2 separate regions of the Mus musculus genome follow, and region 1 is linked to region 2. Evidence: chromatin contacts called from ENCODE Hi-C or POLR2A ChIA-PET data. All regions are on one chromosome and are shown on one strand. Each heading gives the region's core, a stretch centred on a gene start or an enhancer-like site at or near the end of the contact. The rest is flanking DNA. Distances are from core to core; before and after follow the strand shown. Region 1 holds the start of Abhd5 (abhydrolase domain containing 5). Region 2 holds the start of Ano10 (anoctamin 10).

What was found. Hi-C counts contacts between places; a loop is a spot of excess contacts on that map. ChIA-PET counts read pairs that join two places held with the same protein, here RNA polymerase II (POLR2A).
Region 1: a loop to region 2 is called in a map of heart, with 2.0 times the contacts of the local background. The contact joins the promoter of Abhd5 here to the promoter of Ano10 in region 2. A Hi-C loop is called at or near these places in 1 of 37 maps with a recorded cell type or tissue (heart). POLR2A ChIA-PET finds 5 or more read pairs at or near these places in 1 of 5 experiments (Patski).

The regions. Positions count from the first base shown.
Region 1 is chr9:122,349,080-122,354,558 of GRCm38, forward strand. It overlaps Abhd5 (abhydrolase domain containing 5), which reads left to right and starts at 2,537. Exons shown (of 7, transcript NM_026179.2): 1 at 2,537-2,760. The coding sequence starts at 2,708.
Region 2 is chr9:122,291,628-122,296,484 of GRCm38, forward strand. It overlaps Ano10 (anoctamin 10), which reads right to left and starts at 2,796. Exons shown (of 13, transcript NM_133979.3): 1 at 2,677-2,796. It overlaps Gm26797 (predicted gene, 26797), which reads right to left. Exons shown (of 5, transcript NR_168548.1): 4 at 4,741-4,815; 5 at 4,283-4,499.

The sequences.
Region 1 (5,479 bases), core at 1,287-3,786, 57 kb after region 2:
TGTTACTGAATTCAACACCACTGGCCTGTAACTGTGTGGGCAGTAGAGGCCCCCACAGCTAGCTGGCCTAAACAGTAGAGGGTTCCTAGGCTGGATATAACCTTTAAGGTGGAGATGGTCAGTTTCTGAAGACACATTGCAAGCTGCTGGCAACAACTGAGAGCTTCTATAAAACTATTTATAGGTTTCCATCTTCCTACAATATCAGACACAGTGAGAAATATTACTTATAAGAGGATATTGGTCACTTCCCTCTCCTTTAAACCACAGACAATACCACAGCCCTGAAATACTCTTGCTGTCATTGGAAGGGTATTTGGTAATATCCGTTGAAAAAGGGGTAAGCGTGGGCCAGCAAGATGGCTCAATGGGGAAAGGTGCCTGCTGTTAGGCCTGGCAACCTGAGAACCAATTCCAGCAAAGCATTCTCTGGCATCTATGTACTAACCACAGCATGTGCATGCCACACCCAAACACATGCTCATAAAATCAGTGTGATAATCTCTAAGAAACTGTTGCCATTGTAGAAAGTTAAGAACTATAGGGAGTGGGGCTCGGGGGCCGGGGGGAGAGATCACAGTGAGAGAGGAGTGGAGGAGCATCAGAAGTTTAAATGTGTCCCCAACGTTCTCATACTGGAAGCGCAACCCATGTAGTGGTATTGAAAGGTGAGGCCTAAGGGCAGCATCTGAGCCACAGAGGTGCTACTTTCACGGATCAATTAATGCCTTCATCTCGGGAGTCAGTTCTGGGGGAGGGGGTTTCTTATAAAAAGAAGGGTTAGGCCCCTTTCTTGCTCTCTTTGCCCTCTGCCATGAGATGAAGCAGCAAGGCCCTCTTTGTATACCACAGACGCCTTCCTCACAGTCTCCAGCACTGTGAGGGATAAAACTTGTTTGTTGTAAATGATTAGTCAAGGTGTTTCTCTACAGCAGCAAATGTGGTCTAAAATGGAGAGTGATGCATGGGGTCTTAAATACAGGGAAGAATATTAGTGTAGGCTTCAGGAAGGACTCTGGCCTTCCTGAGGAGCTGATGACTGGAGAGAGGTAATCCTAAAGTAACGAAGGGAATACAAACGATATTTACATTATCCATTTGCCTTCAAAAAAATCAAGAGGGTGGTGGGAGCCTCTGTTTCTGTTCAAACCCACATCCACACACCTGCTCTTGGTTAGATCTCTGGGAAAGGGGGAATGCCACATATTTTGGCCTTATTAGAATTATTTGAGACTCAGTTAGCTTACATCAGGCTCCTGAGTAGTTCCGGGCATCAGTACCACCCAGGTGTGGCTGAACTAAGAGAACCTATTACATATTCTCAGAATTTCATTTTTTGGAGTGTGGGGTAGAGGGCAGGATGGGAATTGAACCTAGGAACTAATGCATAGATGGCCCCTGCACAACACAGCTCCAGCTGTAGGCAGCTTGTCACAAGCACAAAGAGCTAGGCTAGTTCATACACTTTCTCCTGACCGGAGGAACCTGCCCCCAGCCAAGGGAAACATCCCTTATGCAACACCAGGATGCCTCTATTTGTTTAATCACAGTGAGTGCCATAGTTCTGAATTCTATTTTTAAAGCGCAGTCTTGGACTTACTTGCTAGCTGCTGACTTTCATTTGCCTGTACTGAGCTTTACTCTTTATCACTTTCACGCATTTGCTCACGTCCCTTAACCAGGAAAAAAATTATTAAAATAATCCCACTCGAGGGTGTGCCTCCTTGCCTGTATGTGCACCATATACATTAAGGTGCTCTGAGGCCAGAAGAGGGTGTTGCTCCCCTGGAACTGGAATTACAAGCAGTTGTGGGGCTCCACATGGATGCTGGAAACAAACCCATTCTCTTCTATAGGACAGTATGCACTCTTAACCACTGAGCCATCCCTCGAGCCCTCTCCCCTTTAAATTTATTTATTTTAAAGACAGGGTCTCACTGTGTAGCTCTGGCTGGCTAATCAGGCTAATCCAACTCACAGAAATGTGTTTGCCTCTGACTCCCAAGTGTTTTTGAAGGGTGTGGACCACCATATCGAGCTCATGAGAATATTTTTATGAGCCCTCAGCCCTCTATCATTTTAGAATGGATTCTAGGAAGTGCTCTCCCTCTCTCCCTCCCTCGCCCCTCTCTTCTGTGGTCTGTGGGGATGATGATGGTGGTGGTGGTGATGGTGGTGGTGTGTGTGTAATTCTAGTACCCACACATAAGCTCTCAGCCTTCCGGAGTCTAGAGTCTGGCAGGGTGGAGTGCAAGTTCCTAGAGGCCACCACCTGAAAGTAAGGGCTGGAGGGTCCAGCACCACAGGATGCGCACTTCTGCCACTCAGGCTATTTCTGGCTGGGGTCTCACTCCAGGCTACCTACGGCTTGCCTAGCGCCCCGTCCAGGGCAGTCCACACGGGCGGAATGACGCATTAATGGTCATTATTCCGACGGATGACTACCTAGGCTCCCGCGGCGTCGGGCTGACCTTCCTTACCAGTGCCCCCGCCTCCGCGCGACAGGCGGGCAGCGCATGCGTGTCTGCGAGGCCGGGCCGCTGGGACGCCGAGCCTGCGGTGGCGCGGCCGCGCCCTCGGATCGTCCCAGCGGGCGGACGACGCATGCGCGGGCGGTGCGGTCTTAAGGGCGGCCGCGGCCCGGGGCCGCCCAGTCGGCCTGTCAGCCGGCTTCGAGGTGTGTCCCTGCGCTTGCGCGGCGGCGGTGATGAAAGCGATGGCGGCGGAGGAGGAGGTGGACTCGGCAGACGCCGGTGGAGGGTGAGGATCACCCGGGAAGGGGGGGACGACGTGGGTCTCGTGCGCTCTGGCGACCCCGGGCGGCCAGCCGAGGGAAGGCGCGGGCGCCCGCTCTCTCGACCCGTCGGGGCAGACAGGCCCGGTCAGGGCCGCGGGGCTGCGGGGAGGGAAAGCGGCTGCTGTTGACGGCCGTCCCGGTGATCCCGAGCGCGGCGGAGCTCAGAACTCCGCGCCGGGAGCCGTGCGTCGCCAGGGTGGGAGAAGGCGTCGGACTCGGAGCCTCGCGGGACAGCCGATCGCCGCCGGTGCGCCTGGGGCGCTTGCGTCCCACCTCCCGCTGCCCCGTGCGTGCGCTCCCGTGACCCGGCGGTCTGGCTTCACTAGCCCTGGCAAACTTTGTGAAAGTTGAAGGGCAGATGCCTAACAGGAAGGAAGCCCTTAAGTTGTTGTTGTTGTTGTTTTGTTTTTTTTGGAAACCGGAGTCACTCTATGTAGCCCTTGCTGGCCTGGAAATCTGTAGACCAGGGTAGCTTTTCAACTCTGCAGAGACCCAATCCTTTTGCCTCAGCCGTCCAGTGCTGAGATCACATGTGTGAACCACCACACCCAACTTCTTCATAGACATAGTAAGTTATTCTTTTTTGTTTTTGATATGTCATGCCCTTGTGAGTAGAACAATGCTTGGTGGAAAAATTAAATTACTATGAAAGTTATTTCACTGATTCTCAAAAGGCTACTTGTTTTATATGGACGGGACTATACATCTCCTTTATAAATTATTTTGACAGTTGTACTTCAGCTATTTGGAGACATTTGTATGGGAAAGATAACCATAGGGTAAATAGATTATGGTAATGTGAAAGTAAGTATTTTGGAAAGATGTTAGGGGAGGAATATTTTTGAAATGCTAGAAACTACACTCTTCAAGTTTTGTTTAAGTGATAATTAACAAGTGGAGCCACTGTTTTGGTCTGTTGTTGAACTTCCTAGTTATATTGACATGAAATACAGAGTGTCATGTGGTACAACTAGGACCTGGTAGCTTGGGTTTCTATTAAATTTGTCAGGACATTTTTCTGGCTCTGAGAATTCTAACTTGTGGGCCCTTTTGGTCTTGATACTGTGAGGCTCAGGAATCCATAGCACAACGGTGAGAGTGACATGGCTCTGATGATGGCTGGAGGTCACTGAGGGCAAGACTGGTTACAGTCCCTAGTCAGAGGTAGACCTCTCTGGTATTTTTGGCAGGACCCGTGAGCAGTGCTGGATAACCATGCAAACAGAAAGAAGGCTAGGTTCTTGCTGGGTGCTCCCCCAGTGTGGTCATGATAATCCTAGAGTCTCCCCTGTGAGTAGATCTGACCACTCCCATTTTCATTTGGAACCGCCACTACCAAGAAGCAGAGCTAACTGGAACCTGCTCCTTTAGGTGTCTGCATTCAACTTTAAGGCGTTTTCCTCATATTTCTGCTACTTCTCAATGGGATTGGGACTCGTGGGATATTTGCCTGCCGTTTTGAGTTAAGTTCTTCAAGACATTTGGGTTTAGATGATGCCATAATTTGGGTCTGGTCTGAATGTCCTAAGAGACTTCACATGTTGGCATTTAATCCTCATTGAGAAGAACTGAGTAGAACTCCAGTGTGATGATAGTTCCTAGAGGCAAGGCTTTGGGATCAGTCAGTAGAACCAAGCCTTGGTGATTGAACCCTTGTGGTTTTCTGAGAAGAGGAGGAGAATTCAGTGTATGCACAGTGTTCTCAGCTCCCTGTGTCTTGCCTAACCCTGATATCCTATGCTACCCTGGGATTTTACCAGGAAAAGTCTAACACTAGGAGTAATCCTATTTTGTACCTCCGGAAGTATGATGAAAACACCTCATTTCTTTACAGATGGGGAGATGATATTGATAAAGCAAGCGATTATAAGCTGCCATCCTATAGCATTTTGGAGCATGTAATTCTTTCCCTTCGTGGCTCTTGGTGGAGACAAGTTTACTGGGAAGCTTTCAAAATCCTATCCCTTTCAGTTGCAATACAGTTGAGAAAGCCAAATATAATAAGAATAGGGTAGATTTCTGCAGATTGCTTTAATGATATCCCAGAGAATTACATAGTGGCGGAATTTGGGGGAAAGCCATCACAGAAATTCACCATTGCAGAGTAGACCAAGAAACAGGTGGTTTTCAGGGCATGCTGGAGTTGATCTGTACTGGCAAATCATTGCTGAATTTTCAGGAATTTTACCACACCAGTACCCTGAAACCAGCCACAGTGGGAATATTTACACCATGGGAAATCAGCAGATTCTATTAAAGAAGACCGGATTTCTCTCTACTGCCTCAGTTGATTTGCCACATCCTGCTGGATATATGTTAAAGTCTCTTGTATAGTTCTGTGCTTTGGCGATTGAAGAGTGAACTTCTTTATCTTATCTCATAAAAAAACTGCTAAGATCTAGACATTTTTTCCTGCTGCTATTGCTCTGTAATCCTTGCTCCAAGTCTTTTTCAAAATCTTGAAATTCTTCAATGCTAATCCCAGTGCCAATGCCCTTACTTATTCACACACACTATTGACTTTTTCACACACCCGTACACACACACACACACACACACACACACACACGTGCGCACACACAGTGACCTCATGTGAGCACTGCACCACTGAGCTACATTCCCAGCCCTCTTCAGTGTTCAGTACTACACTGAAACTCTTATTAGACAGCTAACTCATATTTA
Region 2 (4,857 bases), core at 1,546-4,045:
TAATACACAGCATTCAAGAGATGAATTTAAGGAAGATGTTGCTGCCTAGCAAGCTTGCTATACTGCACAACTCCATACTTGGTCATCCTGTCTGGGAGGACGCCTTTGTTAAATGCTAAGGACGTACACCATAGGTAAGTACAACAATGGATCCTATCACAAGTGTGAGACTGGTGTGCTCTACTGAGATCTGCAAGTCACTTAATGGAACTGTGTCAGGCTGCTTTCCTGTGTTCACTAATTGTTGTACTGAGACCATACAAGGCTCAGGGAAGCTGGCACATGAGAACTCTAATGCCTTTGCAGATAACAAAAAAACAAAACAAAACAAAACAAAAACAAACAAACAAAAAACAAACCCAAATCATTTCAAAATAAAAATCTTTTATTTCCCCAAATCCCTTATTTTCCCCTTTCTAATAAGTATGTATAAAAACTACCATGTATTCCAACCATAGCTTCACATCACAGGTAACACTGTCTCAGAGCTTCTATTGCTCTGATAAGCACCACAACCAAAAGCAACTTGGGAGGAAAAGGGTTTTTTGACTTCCATCATCTGGGAAGCCAAGACAGAAACTCAAAGCAGGAGCTGAAGCAGAGGCCATGGAGGGTGCAGCTTACTGGCCTGGTCAGCCTGCTTTCTTATACAACCCATGGCCACCCGCCTAGGGCTGGCTCCACTGGCCGTGGACTGCACACCCCCACCCCAATCAATCATCAGTCAAGAAAATGCCCCACAGATCTGTGTACCTGTCAATATGGTGGAGGGATTTGTTCAGATGAGGATAGTTTGTGTCAAGTTGAAAACAACAACTACAAAAAAAAAAACAAAAAAAAAAAAACAAAAATAAAAACAAAAAACAACCAGGACAAACAGCATTCTGAGCTGGCATCTTCCAAAAGCAGGTGTTACTGTGTAAAAATGCAGAGAGCTACAGACAACCCATGTATATACTGTGAGGGACTAGCTCAATGTAGCATAGATGGCATTTAAACACTTACTAATATACTTGCCTTGATCAGCCCTAATTCTTCACCTCCAAGCATGCATGTATTAAACACATAGCTGAAATACTATTATTATTTTAGAAAGAAGTAGCTGGTTGTTCAGTGTGAATATTTAGTGATCAAGGAAAATGATAAATGAGAAAATGTTAAGTTGGAAAAAGTCACAAATTAATATTAGAATACTACCCCATTAATTATATGTGTATTTATATACACAAAAGGAGAGAATTGACTCCCAGAATTTGACCTCTGATCCCTACACACATTCCATGGTATGTGTAAACCCACATGCACACATACAATAATATGTAAAAAAAAAAAAAAACACTTTTAAATATACAAATTAGGAAGAAAAACAAAATGCTACTAGAGGTCATAGGGTTCTGAGCATTCCTACAGGGCATTTATATTCTCAACTTTATCCTCTTTTCTGTGTTCCAACCTTTCTAGTTTTCCTCTTTACACACTCATACACACACGCACACGCAACCACACTACAGTCTATCCAAATGCACACTCGTTACAGTTTACCAGGCCTTGTCTATGCCTGTCTGATATTCTGCATCTCTCATTTCTCATCAAGAGGACCTAAATTTGGACTCCAGCACGCAGTAGAGTGCTTCTGTAATCCCAACTCCAGGTGATATGGGAGACAGAGACAGTAAAACCCTAAGAAGCCATAGGGCTGAATGGCCTGGAACAGGCAGCACAGCAGCAAAAATGAAAAGACACAAAGACATCCTATCTCAAACACGGTGGGAGGCAAGGGCCCACACCTGTGTCCTCTGTCCTGTACAAGCCTGTGTGTATCCGTTTGCCTGCACTCACAATAACACGAACGCACAGACAAAAATTTTTAAAAACCAAAAACCAAACCAAAGCAAACCAAAACAAAAAAACCCCAGAAAACAAAACTATATGCCTAGTAAAGTCACAGCCTCTTTGTCTGTGTGAGTGCCCTCGGACGTTCATGCCAGGTAAACAGCAAGCATCTCCCTCCCAGTTTACCCTGGTTAAGGGATGCACGGTTGCATTTAAAATTGTTTAAAGACAGAAAGAGTCCTTAGAAATATCTAGTCCTCTAAGGTTACTGTGACTTTAAATGGAAACCAGGCCACTCACAGTGCACCTGAAACTTTTAAAACTGCCGGGATTCGATTACAACATCAGGGTTTAAGGGATTGCGATTCAACTGTGGAGTGGGAACAAACTTGAAGAGACTTCAGTCAGACCGTCTACGCACCGCCTCAGCTATGGGAAAGAACAAACAGGGTTTCGGGTAGGGACAGGGCTCTGCACCCTTCACTGGAGTCATGCGACACCTATCACGGAAAGCGCACAATGGGCCCGGTCAGAAACCTCAGACCGGATCTGTTCACAACCCTAGAGAGACCGCGAGGTGTGACACAATCAAGGCTACCGGGCACCTTCCCCGAAGTGTCAATCAGAGCAGCCCGACACCCCGGGATCCCATGGTCAGTCAGAGACGGCCCTGCTCCAGGCCTGACGCAAATCCAGAGCCGGCCGACATCCCCCTGCCTCCGCCGGCTTTCACACCCTTGCGGATCTCCAGCCCTGACCAGTGCTTCCGTGGCTCTTTCCCTGTCGCGGGGGGGGAGCATCCCCAGCGGGCCCACCACACGGACTGCGCCCCTCCCCACTCACCGGCCGCCCACGCGGCGTCCTCGGGGACCGCGGGAGCGGGGAGAACCAGGCCCGCGGCGCTAAGGCGGACTGGATACACGACCGGGGCGTGGCGCCTTGGCCGACAGGAGGCGTCAACGACCGGGAGGGGCGGGGCCTTCCGGCTGTCACTCGGCGTGGGGGGCGGGATCACCGTGAAAGGGGCGGTGCCTTAACAGTTGTAAGTCCCGAGGAAGGGGGGCGGAGGTGTCAGAGTGAAGCTTCACTGGCTGACCCTCGGGAGAGGGGTGGGGCCGCGACGGAAGGGGCGGGGCCATGAAGGTTCTCATTTTGGTGGGATGTGGTGGTGCTGCATGGGCGTGGCCTCATCAGCTGTCGTTGTAGAGAGACATGTTAAAGGCGGGGCTGTGGCGAGTGGGGTGGGGCTTGGGTTGCTGTCACTCACGGCAGAAAGGGAGCCTCATCCGGAGGGGTGGGGCCTCGCTAGCGGTCCTCGTGGTGGTATGGGTGCGGGCTGGGTCTTGGCTTTGCTGGGTAGGGAATGGAAGGGAAAGGATAAGGCTCCTTACGCTTTCCTTTTCTTAATCTCTTAGACCAGAATCCAGACACCTGCCCACCTCTACCCTCTACCGTCTAGCCTCCACCCTCCACACCCTTCCAGTTTTTGCCTTCCTCCAGGGGACAAGGCCTTCACCCCAACCCCTGGGGGTGTTCCGGTTTGGAGGTTGTCCTCCTAGCCCCCTCTCTGCCTTAAGGAGCAATTCTTGGCTGGTTTTCAGCAGAATTCTGAAGCTCTCTTCTCTCTGAAAACCAAGGCAAATCTTTCAGAACTTTAACAATTAGAGTCAATTGACGACTCAGGAGACTTGTGGGTTTCAGTTGGAGAGTTCCAATTTTCTCAGCCCCTGAACTTACATTCATCCTTGCATATAACTTCATTCTTTGGTATCTGATTGGAAATGTTTGAAATTTTTTGAAAAACAATCATTTTAATGGAATATCTATTAAATCCTTTTTGCTCAGATAGTCTTTATACTGGAGATTAAACCCAGGGCCTTGTGCATCCTAGGGAAGAGATTATCCCAGCCCTCTTGGGAGTAATCTTATCACAGCTGAATTAACAAAATTTAGTTAAGCTGTGTTGGTGGCCCACACTTTTGTAGTCTCAGATACTCAGCAGACTGAGGCTGGAAGATCACTTGAACTGAGGAACTAGAGACCAGCCTGAGCAATGTAGTGAATCTCCATCTCAAAGCAAAGTACAAGATGTGAGCCTGAGTCATGGTGCCATGCCACTTAGTTTTTGTGAACCTGACACACCAATAGTTGCCTGAGAGGAAATCACATTAAGGAACAGCCTCCATCAGACTGGCCTTTGAGCTTGTGTGTTGGGGGGGAGGGGGGGTAGGGAGGAGCATTCTCTTGATGATGTGGGAGGGCCCAGCACACTATGGGTGGTACCATCCTAAGAGGGTGGAACCTGGCTGTTTAAAAGAGCAGGCAGTAAGCAGCAGTATTCTTCTGTAGTCTTTGCTTCAAGTTCTGTCTCCAGGACCCTGCCTTGAGCTCTTGACCTGGCTTACCTTAATGATGGACTATAAGTCAAATAAGCCCTTTCCTTCCCACGTTAGTTCTGGTCTAAATTTTATTGGAGCAACCAAAGAAGCAGGCTAGGACAGGCATGTCTTAGTTATTCTTTGCTATGTAACAACCCCCTTTGCAAGGCTCCATGCTCTCATGTTCCCAAGAGTCCTTCTTTCCAGTTGCTTCCTCTAGAACAGTGGTCCTCAACCTGTGGGTTGTGGACCCTTTGGAGGGCTCCAATGACGTTTCACAGGGGTCACCTAAAACCATTGGAAAACATGGATATTTATATTATGGTTCATAACAGTAGCAAAGTCACAGTTATGAAGTAGCAATAAAATAGTTTCATGGTTGGGGTCACCAGAGCAGAGGGGCTGTGTTAAAAGGTTGCAGCACTAAGAAGGTTGAGAATCACTGCTCTAAAAGGACAGTTTTTCTCTCCCTGTCTTAGGCGCCAGCTTCCTGAATAAACTAATCTCAGGAAAGCAGTCGGTACTTCACCTCGCTTTATCTTGCTCACTGTGGTTGGAGTTGTTTCCTGATCATTTCTGATTGTTAGCTCTCATTTCAGCCAGGCTTCAGATCAAGAGAAAAAGGAAAAAGGTATCAGAGAGAAAG